2 separate regions of the Homo sapiens genome follow, and region 2 is linked to region 1. The links are chromatin loops, found by intact Hi-C in ENCODE. Cell type or tissue: IMR-90. All regions are shown on one strand. Each heading gives the region's core, and the rest is flanking DNA. Links, peaks and the distances in the headings are about the cores only.

Region 1 (8,740 bases), core at 207-5,206:
ACTCACCCTGGCCGGGGGACCAGAGGACCAAGCCGCCCAGCCCACCTTCTCAGAGGCCTGGGAGGGCTCAGGTGAAGCCCACAACAGTAACAGACTGCTGGCCCAGCCCTCTCCTCGTACAGATGCTGAAGCTGAGGTCCAGAGAGGCCAGCCAACTAGCTCCAGGTTACAGCAGATAAGGGCCCCATTGGGTGAGAACCTAGGTTTCCTGGCTGCTAGCCCTGTGTCCTTTCCATTAGGCTCCCTGCAGTCATAGGGCTCAGGAAGGCTACTTCTGCCCAGTGGGAGGCCCTGGACCTATGCCTGGAAAGATGCCCTGTCCAGTACTCTTCTGCCTGCCTCTCCCTTTTCCCCAGAGGGCTGGCTGGCTGGGAGAGGAAACTCCCCATTGTCCATGTCTTATACCCTCCCTGCAAGGAGTGTGACAGGGAACTGACCTTGTGTCCCAGGACTGGTCCCTGTGTCTGGCTCAGGGTGGGCTACAAGAGCAGAGGTGGGGAAAGGTGATCGAGGTTGGGTGGAGCTGCCCTGGCTTCGCTGAAGGCCCTGCCCTGGCCCAGAGAGCTATAGGTACTGGCAGCCTGTGGTTGGGATCGGTTGGGAAAGACCAGCAGAGGCTTCTAGGGTCCGGCCAGGGAGGAGCCTGCAGCTGCCCAGGGAGCAAAGGAGAGGGTGGGATCTTGCTGTTGCTGGGACAGGCCATTTCTGGCATAGGGAGGAGTCCCAGGCGTTCCTAAGGTCTGGGTGAGATGGGCAACAGGAAGGCACAACCAGGTCTCCCTGGTCCTGGCTCCTGACCCACTGGGAGGGGAGGGAAGGAGGGAGTGTGAACTGTGCAGTGGGTGAGGGAAGGTGTGGATGCAAGGCCCTTGAGCCTCTCTACAGAGCTTTGCAATCCAGAGAGCAGGTGGAAGGTGTTTGCTGCTGTTTCCCTGGAATGTGCCCAGGAGGAGCTCCCCTGTGCCTTTCTTGGCTCCAAGGGTTCAAGAAAGCATTTCTGGCTTCATTTCCCACAACCCCGTGCAAAGACCAGGGACTCTTGTTGCTGCTGTGACCAAGACTGGGAGTCAGATAAGGAAACTGCTGTGCCTTTCATGACACCAAGGCTCAGGGAGAATATATGCAGGGAAGATGGAACAGGTCCTGCAGTCCTTGGCCCTTGGCCTGAGTCCACTCTCTGGACCCACTTTCAGCTTGTTCTTCTTGCCACAGAAAACACTCCACAGTCACCGCAACATCAGGTCACCGCTGCATTTGCTTCACTGTGTGCAGCCCCCAGTCTGATTCATCTTTCCCCTCCCATGGGTGGTCATGGCAGGCACTGGCTCCTGCAGATACACTTCCCATGAGGATTCTGGGGAGTGGCCTCCAAGAGGTTACCTTGTCACCTTCTAGCCCTGAATAATGGCCCAGTGTGCATTCTAATGTCTGGGTCTACACTGTTCCAGTGCAGATAGGAAAGGCGGGGGGAGCTACCCCAAAGCACGGCAAGAAGAACACAGGTATGCACCCCCAGCCTGGGCCTGCAGCATGAGTGTCACTACTCTGTGATTTCTGTGACCACAGTGACATTATTTGGACAAACCCCAAGAGACAAGTACTTGCCTGTAAAGGCTGCAAGGGATGTCGTTTGGCTGACAGGTGGGTGTGAGGAGGAGCGTGGACAGAGCACGTGGGCTGACCACTGGTCCTCAGACACATCCCACCAAACCCACACACACCATCCCACAACCAGACAGACGGATGACTGGACAGACACTGCAGGGTCTACTTACGCCAGCGGTGACGCCCTGCCAAGCAGAGGAAAACCCAGCCGTGAGTGCGCGTCCATCATGGGATAGCAGAGGGGCAGCGCACACAAGAGAGCCGGGTTAGGGTCAGAAACGAGTTATGGGAATGGGGTGGGTGAAGGAGGAAGAAAAAGAGAAAAAACACGGTCATTGAGGAAGGAACCACGGAAATTAACAGCAGAAATGGGAGCACGTTATGGCCAAGAGGGTTACTCACTGGCACCACAGCATGGTCAGCTCAGCGTGGCTGCGTTAAAAGGAAGAGGAGAAGAGGACCCTTTCCAGGCATACCAGGGGAGGAATAGGGAGGGGATGGGAGGGGACAGGAGGGAGATGGGAAACGTCCTTCGTGAAGTCTCGATTAATCAACAGTGCATCAATTCCAAAACTGATGGGTGCCCTAGTGGTGAGACCAAATGATAGCAGTCTTCCCAACGTGCAGAAAACAGAAAGTTAGTGAAGAGCATTTCTTTCATTATTCTCCATTGAACTTCCCTTTGGCCATTGCTACTACTTTTAAGAGCACACCAAGGACACACGTGACAAAGAAATGTTAACAGGAAATCCCTGTTAGCTCTTGGGCTTAGGCAGCCTTGTTTTTCTGGGTACGCATGAGCTAATGCTTGTGTTTGTAAACTTGCATGGTCATATTTTCTGCTTTGAATGATGGAATTCAATCAACCTTGCCCAGAATTAGGCGAAGAGCAGCAGCCCTGAGCCTTGGGAGTTTGACTTGAAACTCCAGGACAGGCGACCTCTGCTCCCTGGTGGCCTAGAGGAAGTACTGCATCTCCAAAAGGGCCCCAGGCTCCTCAGTTCCAGCAGAGCCCAGAGAGCCCACACTGTTCCACCCTTGGGGCTGGGGAGCCTGCCCTTTATAACCTGCATGCATATCATGGCCACAAGGGCTGGGGTCTGGAAAGGCCAAGTGCAACTGGGTTCTCTGGGACTTTTTAATCCCTCCATCCCTCTTATTACATCGGTTTTTCTGGCTTTGGAAAAAAGCATCACTGTCATTTCAAGACTTTTTGCCTTGAATTGCTAGGGGATCCTGACCCAGGGATAAGATGTTGCCGAGACTGATAATCAGCCAACACAGTGGTATTCCCAAGTAGAAAACAGTGAGGAATTATGTGTATGTGTGTAAAAAAGAAACAACAGATAGACAGACACATACACACACACACACACACACACACACACACACACGAGGGTCGGGGGAGGGAGAGACAGAGAAAAAGCAACAAGGAGGAAGACAGAAAGAGACATACAGAGAGAGGGAGACACAGAGACACGCAGAGAGAGGTCTGTCTGCATGAATGTTTGCATTGCTAGCATTTTTCATCCACAAATGATTTTCAGCCAACTCTTTCTTTACCAACCCTCAAATTCCCCAGCCATAGCTAATGGGTGAATTCCAGGAACCAAGGATGTCTTAAATGCCACTGCCTTGAGGCCGGGCTTCCTAGGGCAAAAAGAAGGGGATTGCTCCCATCTGTGGGACTGATTGCCAGCAGTAGTGTGGATGGTTGGTCGCAGACCCCTTCCCAAACCAGAAACCCAGCCAGTGTATTTGAATCAATTCTCATTGCTGGAAGAACCTGGTAACTTCCCCCTCCTTAAAGGACAGCTTCGCTGTGAGAGGCCTGGGGGCCTCCAGAATGGTCCCCTTGTTAAGAGGACTGTAGAAGTCTCTTCTTCCAGCCTCCTCATAGAGCCTGGGAAAATGCAGAGGCTGTGAAAAGCACTTTGAGGAGCCACCATTTTCTGCATTTCTCCACCCTTCTCCTAAAGCTGACCATGGAGAGGGTCTGAAGAGAGGATACCCACGTTCCAGAAGGCCCTGGTGAAGGCTGGCTCCCCTCCAAGGGCCATGCCTCCAGGAGGTCCAACGTGAGGGAAGAAAGCTGGTCCCGATGGTGCCCAATGGCCCATACCCCTCGGGCTCTGGAGGCACTGAGTGGCGGTGGAGGAGGGAGGCGCTTACCCACTGAAGTCACTGCCTTGGGCTTGGGCCTGCCCAGCGATGGCATCCATGATGGCATCCTGGGAATACATGCTGATGGGCGTGTTGTACTGCGCATGGATGATGGTGGCCTTGCCGCCCAGCCCCTTCACCTCGATGGGCTTGTGGGTGGACAGGGCCGAGTCCTTCAGGGCACTGGGGTTGAAGCGTTCCTGGTAGTCGGCGCTGGGGGAGGGGTGCGGGAGTACGGGCAGGGAGAGGGAGGAGAAAAGGGCAACAGGTGGCGGTTACATGGGTGGCCAAGGCAAGGGCTGGGCGCGGTGGGTGTCGAGAGAGATCTCCCAGAGCCGAGGCCCTGAACCCCCATAGGCTACACAAGTCTCCAGATGGTGGGTGGTCTGGGTGTATTCAAGAAAATCCTTGGCACCCTCCCCCAAAGCCCAGTGCAGCAGAAGGTTTTCTTTTTTCTTTCTTTTTTTTTTTTTTTGATACAGGGTCTCGCTTTGTCGCCCATGGTGGAGTGCAGTGGTGTGATCTCCACTCACTCCAGTCTCAACCTCTTGGGCTCAAGTGATCCTCTCACCTCAGCCTCCTGAGGTAGCTAGGACCACAGGCATATGCCACTATTTTTTTTTTTTCTGTAAAGACAGAGTCTCACGATGTTGCCCAGGTTGGTCTTGAACTCCTGACCTCAAGCTGATCCTTCTGCCTTGGCATCTCACAGTGTTGGGATTACAGGCATGAGCCACCACTCCTGGCCATAGAAGGGTTTCCTTGCCCATCTTGGCTTTCCCAGCTCCCCTGCAGTGCCTGGCTCAGCCTGAGCTCCCTCCCAGGGTCTGCAGGGGCTGCCAGGCACAGAGAGATCTCCCACTACACACAGCAGGGGAAGCGCAGGCATGGGGCTGGGGGTAGGGGTCGGGAGCAGCAGCCCAAGCTGAGTCCAGAATGCCCCAAAGGTGAAAAGCGGCTCCACTGGCACCCGCAGGGATTCTGAGCAAGGTTTCTCCGTGAAGGGGCTCTTCCTGCAGGCCACCCCCTTGGTGGCCCAGGGCTCTGATCTTCCAGACGCTTCAGGGAATGTGCTTCTTCCTCAGAGCAGGGCTCCAGCTGCCCAGGCCCCCTCAAGTCCAGTTTGCTGAGTAGCTGGCCATCCTCTACCCACAGGAGGCTCTTCCCTCCAATGGATAGGTGCGCTCCCCGGGCAGACAAGATCCAGTGCAGCCCTTCTGAGGGGTCGCCAGGACAGAAAGGTCTTCAGGCTCACACAGGCCCAGCAGCAGCACAGCCTGTGTCCCCCTCCCCCTGCGCCCGCCACCGTCACCAACCCCAGGCACATCTTAAGCAGCTGCTGCAGCAGGAAATTGGGAATGAAATTAGAACCATCGGATGGAGCCCCCACTCCCACCCCCAAATGCTTCTACTCCAGCTTCACACATGCAGGCTCACCCAGGGGTACAAGTGTACCCCACTCATACATATGCACATACATGTACACATGCCAGCAGGCACACTCTATCCACGCCAGACACACGCAGACACATGCTGGGGCTGGCACGCAAGCGCACACACATGCTGTCCTTTGATACTAACTTGGCTGGAGAGTTGACTACCACCTGGGGAGGAAAAGGGCAAAGAAGACAGGGTGGTCAGAGAGAGGCTCCACCAGGGGCAGTTTGAGCGCCGGGGCCATCATCAGCCTGGTCATTGTGGAGGCAGAACCAGCCCAAACCGCAATGGGTGAGGAGAGCAAGGAGTGAGGAGGGAGAACTCAGAGCCGGGAATCACAGCTACTGGGACCCTCGGTTTGGTTCAGAGACTGACACAGCAATGTTTCCCTCTTGAGGGGTCCCCAGTGCCCTCTGCTTTGCCAGAAGAAGGGTTTTCTTGTCTATCTTCAGGGGCACTCGTACCGCATACATGAATCCCCCACATACAAACCTGGCTATAGACCCCAGAGTGGAAGCTAGGGGTGGAGACAGGACCAGCTGTGGCTGCTATGGAAAAGGCTGAGGCCCAGGGGCCTCCCTGCCTGTCAGCAGCTCCGGACTAAGAGTCTGTTTTGTGGGGGCAGCTCTGGAATTCTGTCCTGAGCAGGCATTGCAGTGGTAAGGAGGCAGGGTGTGCGCGGGGTTTCCTATGCCCCCCCAAACCTGACCTCCTCTCCCTCCCAGAAGAGACGCAGGCAGCTCTGGCTGCTCCTCTTGGGGTATAGGGGAGTGGGGTGCACAGTCACCAGGGGCCACTCCTAAAGGCCCCTTGGGCCAGCAATGAGGCAGGATGGAGGAGCGAGCAGGCGCAGGGAGAAGTGTGAGCTCAACAGCCGAGGCAGCACAGTGAGAGGCCCCTTCCTCTCACTCTGACCTGAGAGTGAGCCTCCCAGAGCATGGTCTCTGTAGGGAAAGCAGTGTCTGTCCTGTGTTTCTTTAAATGCAAATTCCCTGCAGTGGCAGACCCTGTGGCCAGCAGCCCTGTCGGGGGCCTGTGAGGGAGACAGTGTGGAAGGTGGGGGGCTCTGTCCCCAAACTCTGCCACCTTCTTGAATCTGCCCAGTGTGGGCTGTAGCTGGGGGAGCTTGGGCCCCGGCCAGCCTGGCCCTGGTCATTTGCAGCCAAACCCTGGGAAGCCAGGCTCAAGTCAGTGGTCCCCGGTCCCAGGGAGCAGCACAGTGGCCCTGCTCTGCCCCAGGCCCGCCACTGCCTCAGAACTGATAAAATTCCCTCTATCCTCCCAGGCTCAAAATAGCTGCAAGTGGAGCTATATTAGGAAAGGGCCAGCACGGAGCTCCATTCCTTCTCCATTTTTGGCCAGTGCTGACAGCTGCAGGGTCATCTCTTGCCCTGACCAGCCCAGGGCCCCCTGCAGAGGGCAGTGTTGGCCTGGCGGGGTGGGGGCTGCCTCTGCCCTCCCTTGGCAGCCTGCTCCTTCTTTGACATTTATTCCTGCCTCCTGCTCAGCTTCTCCCACCCAGGACCTGGGGCCGGGATGGTGGCAGCAGACACATCTGAGAGGAGCCAGTGCCTGGGTCTTGGGGAAGATGAGCCAAAGATGTAAGACCTGCCCAGGGGCCCTTGCACTGAGTGGCCTGAGGGGCACTGCCCTTCAGTGCCAGCCTCAGAAGGGAGGAGAAGAAGGGGGCTGCTGGGATGCCTATGCCCGTCTGCCCTTGCACCACATCTGTTTCTCTCTCCTCCTTCCAAGAGGATACGAGGTGCCAAAGAATTGCACTGCAAGTTGCCCAGAGGAGAGAGTAGCGGAAGGGGCTTCTTTTTGGAGCCAGACAGGACAGAGTTCAAGTTGTGACCCTGCCTCTTCCTAGCACTGTGACTCCGGGCAAATTACCCACCCGTCCCAGCCTGTTTCCTAATTCTAATTCTTGAGATGGTAGTGCCTACCCCGCAGGTGGGTTGTGCAGACTGAACGGGTCATGAGTCTAAGGTGCTCAGCATGGGAGAAGTGTGCCATGGATAAGCACGGGGATTAGCCCTTGCTGACCCTGTTGCTGACCCACTTAGCATAGGTGGTGGCCTCAGCCCAGCAGAGGTTGCCCTAGGCCAGCCCAGGTCAGAGGCTCCAGCCCTTCCTGCCGGCATTGCCTGAGACAGCAGCATCAGCTTTTACTTTGGATGAAGCACCCACTGCACATCCTCCCCTAGCCCACCATCCCTTGGAGGAAACGTCAGACTCTGCTGCTCTGAGCACCAAGAAATAATTTACACATTCATCAGGGTCTGGGCAGCCCCTGCACCGACAGCAGAGTACCTTAGGCACTATGGGAAGCAGAGGTGGGCCTGGCCCCTCACTTCCCTGAGCAGGCAGCAAGTCCCTGTCTCAATGCAAAGTGGAGTCAGGCAGACCTGCATGCCAGTTCTGTCTGCCACTTACTAGCTGTGTGACCTTGGGCAAATTACTTGCTCTCTCTGAGCGTCTATTTTCCAGCTATAAAATGGGGAAAATCATGCCCACCTCTGGAGTTGCAGAGAGAGTTGTTTTAGAGAGTGTTGCTGAGAGATAAGGCATGTGGACTGTTAGCTGGTCCATAGCCAGAGTGCATGGTCAGTATGGGGAGACATTATCATCATTGCAGGTGGGTCTCCTGGGAGTCCCAGGCCACCAGAGGCTGACCTCTCTGCCTGAGGCCAGTTCCTGAAAAGGACCGGGAAGACCTACCAGCCCAACAAATGCGGGACAAGGAGGTCATCTCTGTTCTACTATTCCCTGAGTTTTCTGGCAAAAGTCCTTTGCTGGGGAACCCTGGGGGCATATATGGCTCTGTCACCTTGGGTAAGGGAAGCAAGCCATGTGGTGCCAGAAATCAGCTTCACTGAGGATTCTAGAAAGAGCTGGGGGGGTGGGGAAGCTGAGGGCCACAGGGAGCAGTGACCTGATGGGGCACAGGTGCCTTCTGCTGCAAGGGCAAAGGCAAGGGCATGGGCTTGGGCCAGACTGACCGGATTCCTACTGTGACTCTTCTGGGTGGCTCCAGGCAGTGATGATACCAGGTGTCATGCAGTGAGTGGGTGACAGACAAAGCTCAGAGCTTTACAAGTGTTGGGCCCTTTATCCTCCCAATAACCCTGAGACATGGACAGTGTGATTCCTCCATGATTCGGAGGAGGAACCCTGAACCACTAGGCTCTACTGCCTTGACTCAGCCTGCCCTGCCTGGAGAGGGCTATGCCAATTGCACAGGGCGGGAGTAGAAGTTAGGGTGAGAGAACAAGCGTGAAGGGCTCAGAGCTAACACAGGCCCAGTGTGGGGACTCCGTTCCTTTGCCTCCCCCCTACAGTGCCCCAGTCCCATGTCCTTTTACCTGCTGTGCTCCCAGAGTCCCGCCAGCTAGACCTTAGGGGTGAGGCTGCTGTTCTCCTGCACAGCCCCTTTCTCCTTGGGGTCCTGCTTCCTCGCCACCCCACCCTGGCCAAGGTCACTCCTGCAAACCCGCTCCCTGCACGCCACTGCCAAAGAGTCTCTCCATATACA
Region 2 (5,790 bases), core at 61-5,060, 370 kb before region 1:
GTATTTTTCACGCACGTGTTTTAACAGTGAAGGATTATTATGTATTTTAATTATTTTAAGCTTCAGAGAAATAGGAAGAATTGAAAAGCAAGCATTAGATTGAACTATATGGGAGTCCAAGAGTTTGAGACCAACCTGGGGAACATAGTGAGTCCCCATCTCTACAAAAATAAAGAAAGAAACAAGAGGCCAGGCATGGTGGCACACGCCTGTAATCCCAGCACTTTGGGAGGTCAAGGCGGGTGGATCACGAAGTCAAGTCATCGACACCATCCTGGCCAACATGGTGACCCCGTCTCTACTAAAAATACAAAAATTAGCCAGGCGTGGTGCTACACGCCTATAGTCCCAGCTACTTGGGAGGCTAAGGCAGGAGAATCACTTGAACCCGGGAGGTGGAGGTTGCAGTTAGCCGAGATTGCACCACTGCACTCTAGCCTGAGCAACAGAGAGATACTCCGTTCCCGCCGCCGCCACCCCCCTCCCCCCGCCAAAAAAAAGAAAGGAGGGATGGAGGGAGGGAAACTTCTTTACCAGTAAATGATGGAAGACAGGAAAAACAAAAGTCCATAACACATAAGCCTGGGGGAAAAATTTAACCTCATTGTTAAAGAAATACAAATTGAAAAAGAGTTTTTTTTTTTTAATGTATTAACAAAAACAATGGATCTTATGTTCTCCATATATGTGGTGAAACAGTTGTACCTTTATTCTAGTGACGGTGTAGATTGGTGCAGCTCTTTGGAAAATGTGAAGTTATTAAAGTGTTCCTGCCCTTTGGTGCTATGACAATCTCCCCTCTGGGAATTTATCCTAAGAAAATAATTCAAAAGAGGAGGAACCACTCCATGCACGATGATGTTATTGAAACTATGTGTAGGCCAGGTGCGGTGGCTCACGCCTATAATCCCAGCACTTTGGGAGGCCAAGGCAGGTGGCTCACCTGAGTTCAGGAGTTCAAGACCAGCCTGGCCAACATGGTGAAACTCCGTCTCTACTAAAAATACAAAAAATTAGCCAGGCATGGTGGCACGCACCTGTAGTCCCAGCTACTCGGGAGGCTGAGGCAGGAGAATCGCTTGAACCCAGGAGGCAGAGGTTGGAGTGAGCCAAGAAATGCACCGCTGCACTCCAGCCTGGGCAACAAGAGCGAAACTCCATCTCAAAAAAAAAAAAAAAAAGAAACGGTGTAAACAGTTTTTAAATTTGGTTTTATTTAAAGTTTAGGAGCAGGGAAATGGCTGACTTATATCTTATAATACATCTTAGGTAATATTCACTCATAGTTTAAGAATATATTACAATGGGTAAATTATATCTTCTTTTTTTTTGGTTTTTTTTTTTTTTTTTTTTTTTTTGAGACAGAGTCTCGATCTGTCACCCAGGCTGGAGTGCAGTGGTGCGATTTTGGCTCACTGCAACCTCTGCCTCCCAGGTTCAAGCAATTCTCCTGCCTTAGCCTCCTGAGTAGCTGGGATTACAGGCGCCCGCCACCACACCCAGCTAATTTTTTTGTATTTTTAGTACAGACGGGGTTTCACCTTGTTGGTCAGGCTGGTCTCAAACCCCTGACCTCGTGATCCACCCGCCTCGGCCTCCCAAAGTGCTGGGATTACAGGCGTGAGCCACCGCGCCCGGCCGTCAATATATCTCCTTATGAAATATTCAGTGATGGAAAACAGTTCTGAGACTATATTGCAACATGGGAAAAAGTTAAAGATTTTGTTGTAAAGAAAGAAAAAATGCTTTACCCATTCTAGGTACTAACCGTTCCCCTCAGTAAACTTCCTATTTCCTAGAGTGATGTCTTTGTTCTGGTCCTTTTATCTGGAATACACTGATCTCCTCCCTGCTTAAGTGTCACTGCAGTTCTGTGGCTCTCTCTGAAAGTCTCCTGTGTGCCACTGTTTCGTACATAACATCCATCCCAAGTGGCTAGCAGTGCATCGGAAGGACTTGCGCTGCTACTGTCCCTGCCAGAGGGCTGTTCACCCCTCCCTTTGGTCACCCCACTGCCCAGCATATGCCTTGTCAGTTAAAAAAATAAAAGTTTTCTCAAGCTCTCTCCCTCTAGTTTCCCCCTGCCCCTGTTTGGCACTATCAGGACCCACATCATGACCCTGCCATGTTTCCACTGTCCCTCATCCCCCCAGTGCCCTCACTTCCCTCCTTATCTAACTTAAATTCCGTGCTCCATCATTACAGTCACTCCCCAGTCTTGTTTCCTTTGTCATACTCCTTTGTTAACACCTAAGCCCTGATTAAATCCCAGCAGCCCTGATTAAATCCCTGATTAAATCCCGTGCCTCTACCCTGTAGGAGGCCCTGCTGGCAGTTCACACCCTGACCACTAACCTCAAGTAGGCGCTCAGAGCTGCCCAGCAGTCATACTGCTTTTCCGTGTTTCATTCATTCTCCCCGTCTCCTGAGTGATTACATCACATTTTCTCCTCTTCTCACTGCCCTGCATTCCAGCTCATGACCTGCTATCTGTTCACAGATAAAACTGATGCAGCCTGGGAGCTTCCGCATCTACCCAGCTCCTGGTACCTGTACCCAGTCCTGTGTCATCTCTCTTCGAATAGATCAGCTCTTTGTGCTTTCATTTCTTAGGTCCAGTTCTTGTTGTGGGCATTGGATGGTTTTTCCTCAGATACACTGCTCTAGCAAGTCTGCTCCTCTCTCCTACATCAGCAGTTTCCCTCTGAGTCATTCCCCTCAGCTTACCAAATGCTGTTTTAAAAAATGTATAAATCTTAATCCCACTTCCCCTTCCAGTATTGCCATTTGTTTCCTGTAGAGCAAACCTCCTTGGAAGAGTTGTATATACTCAGCCTCCAATTCTTCTTTACTTGAACCTACTCCACCAAGACTATTCTTGTCAAGACAGCCAGTGACACCAGCATTGCCAAATCCAGTAGCTATTTTTCAGTCCTCATCTTGCTTGACCTATCAGCAGTTCTTGTTACAACTGACACTCCCACCTTGAAACATTTTCTTCTCTTAGCTTCCAGGATACCACATTCTCCTGGTTTTCTCCCTACCTCACTAAACATTTCTTCTCAATTGCCTCTTGCTGGTATCTCTTCAACTCTTCACTCTCCTAACATTGGAAGGCCTGCGTCCCTAAACCACTTCTCTATCTAGATTGAAAACTTCAATGATCCACTTAGCCTTGTGGTTTGAAGTCCATGTATATACACTCTCTTCCCACTACAATATAAAGTCTGTGAGAACAGAATTTTGATTTTATTCTCTACTATGTCCCCTAGTACCTGGAAGAGTATGTACTCAGTAAGTGTCCAAACTATATCAGTGACCCATTTTAAGTTTTTATCGGGCATATGTGTTTTGTAGCTCTGTATGTCACCTTAAGAGTGGTAGTGAGTTAATTGTCCTTAATTTTTTAGAAAGCATTCCAAGAAACAAATTAGGAAAGAGAGAACTGACTTGATGGTGGAGGCCCTGAGTCATATCCCAGCTCTGAAAATAGCTATCTGTAACCTTGGCCATCTTCTCTGGTCCTTAGTTTCCTCATCAGTAAAATTAAAACGCTGCTGAGATCTACACAGCTTTAAAAGTTGCTGGCACTACTGAATAGATACACAGAATTCTACCCCAAAGCCGCTATGGGGTTTAATCAGATTCCTTTCTGTGTTCTGTGTGGTGTCCCTGTTCTCTGGGGAGCTGAGGCGAACGCACCGTGGCATGAACAGTGTAACACATTGCTCAGTGCATCTGCGTCTCCATGAGTGGAGGGTGCTCATCTCACTCCATGCCCTCATGTCTCTAGGTCCAAAAACTGTCTTCATTGTTGTACTATAATCTTATTTCATGAGTATTTGTTTGCTGTCAAATATAATAAAAATAAATTGTGATCAACAAGCAACTGCTTCAGTAAGTATCAAGATACTGTATCTTTGATACTGTGCAGAAATGACATATCTTAGCTAAAAGACAAAAAATTCTGTCTGGTTGTATATTGACTTGAGAATCCTTTGTCATCTTATACAGGGACACAAAGCAGGTCTTTGTGGTTTTGTTAAACTTGTGTTCTTTTCCCTAATAGGGTGCATCTGAGAAAGACATCGTGCACTCTGGCTTGGCATACACAATGGAGCGTTCTGCCAGGGTATGTGTGCAGATGCTGTTTGCCTTCCAGCTAGTCACATGAAGTGCAACTCAACCATGCTATCTCAGCCGCCAGACTGTATGTGCTGATAGAAAACATCAATCTGTTCAATGGTCCTCATTTGTGTGTAGCAAAACACATGTTTTTTCAGTCTCAGATGATAAGCAATTTTTTAGAGTCTTCAAATATGTTTTTGAGGCTTTGGAAAGAAATAATAAGGCTGATTTAGGAGGTAATGATGTTGGCAGCTAGCCCAGTATGGAGTAGTTAGCCAAACTGGATTGTAGCTCCATGTGCCACTATGTTATAGCTACGGGAGTCTACCTTACTATAGAATTTGGTATAAGCAAAACTTATTTTGACTGCTTGATCCCTACTTTAAGGCCTCAACCACAGTTTGAGTCCAGTTTTCCTAATTTCTTCTTGGGTTCAGATTCTATCTGCTTGGATTTATGATGAAATAGCATAAGCAGATATTGGTGAAGAAGGTGGTGCTTCTTAGGGCTGTTGTTTTTCTTGTTAATTTTTGATCGAGATAGGGTGTATGTGGTATAAATTCATCCTTTCAAAGTATTAAATTCGGCATCCTTTATTATATATTTGAGCCATCACCACTTTATAATTCTAGAACATTTTCATCACTCCCTTTTTTTTTTTTTTTTTTTTTTTTTTGAGACGGAGTTTTGCCCTGTTGCCCAGGCTAGAGTGCAGTGGCGCACTTTCAGCTCACTGTAACCTCCACCTCCCAAGTTCAAGCAATTCTTGTCCCTTAGCCTCCCGAGTAGCTGGGATTACAGGCATGAGCCACCATGCCCAACTAATTTTTGATTTTGTTTTCATTTTGTTTAGTTTTTTGAGATGGAGTTTCGCTCTGTCACCCAGCTGGAGTGCAATGGTGCAATCTCTGCTCACTGCAACCACCGCCTCCTGGCTTCAAGCAATTCTCCTTCCTCAGTCTCCCGAGTAGCCGGGATTACAGGCGCCCACCCCCACACCCGGTTAATTTTTTGTATTTTTAATAGAGATGGGGTTTCACCATATTGGTCAGGCTGGTCTCGAACTCCTGACCTCAAGTGATCCACCTGCCTCAGCCTCCCAAAGTGCTGGGATTACAGGTGTGAGCAACCGCACCCCTGCCTAATTTTTGTATTTTTAGTAGAGACAGGGTTTTACCATGTTGGCAAGTCCGGTCTTGAACTCCTGAGCTCAAGTGATCTGCCTACGTCGGCCTCCCAAAGTGCTGGGATTACAGGCGTGAGCCACCGCACCCAGCCACCCCATTGTTAAGTCCAGAGAATTAGGCCCTCCTGCCTAGAGGTTCTGCTGCTAGAGTAGTTTGTCTTTGGCTGCCCAAGTCCTGCCTTGAAACAATGAGAGGGTAACTTGGACCAGGCCTGTCTGGGCCTTGTGTGTTTATGGCCTGGCCACTTGAGTCAGGATCATCTTCACTGCATTTTCTCTTTCATTTCAGCAAATTATGCGCACAGCCATGAAGTATAACCTGGGATTGGACCTGAGAACAGCTGCCTATGTTAATGCCATTGAGAAAGTCTTCAAAGTGTACAATGAAGCTGGTGTGACCTTCACATAGATGGATCATGGCTGACTTCCTCACTATCCTCTTCACATGTAACTTCTGCAGACCTATCACAAGTTTA

The links. Hi-C counts contacts between places; a loop is a spot of excess contacts. Peaks named below come from ENCODE experiments on the same cell type or tissue, not always from the same donor. Only the 100,000 strongest peaks of a DNase experiment are listed, where the experiment ranks them.
Region 2: a loop joins it to region 1, with 16 times the contacts of the local background. A loop is called at or near these places in 2 of 110 quality-filtered maps.

What each region holds. Positions count from the first base shown.
Region 1 is chr10:86,682,310-86,691,049 of GRCh38, reverse strand. All of the region lies in intron 5 of LDB3 (LIM domain binding 3), which reads right to left. Among named protein-coding and RNA genes, the nearest start is that of LDB3, 18 kb to the right of the region's middle. RefSeq lists enhancers at 3,357-3,894, 1,481-6,978, 8,141-8,640, 8,641-8,740. In IMR-90, for the core only: CTCF peaks have their summits at 2,186 and 2,552 (motif pointing left); DNase peaks (open chromatin) are centred at 2,529 and 3,139; H3K27ac peaks cover 2,103 bases.
Region 2 is chr10:87,051,684-87,057,473 of GRCh38, reverse strand. GLUD1 (glutamate dehydrogenase 1) reads left to right here. Exons shown (of 13, transcript NM_005271.5): 12 at 4,070-4,132; 13 at 5,604-5,790. The coding sequence ends at 5,723. Among named protein-coding and RNA genes, the nearest start is that of FAM25A, 34 kb to the right of the region's middle. RefSeq lists an enhancer at 2,369-2,498. In IMR-90, for the core only: a CTCF peak has its summit at 2,367; DNase peaks (open chromatin) are centred at 2,393 and 2,683; H3K27ac peaks cover 717 bases.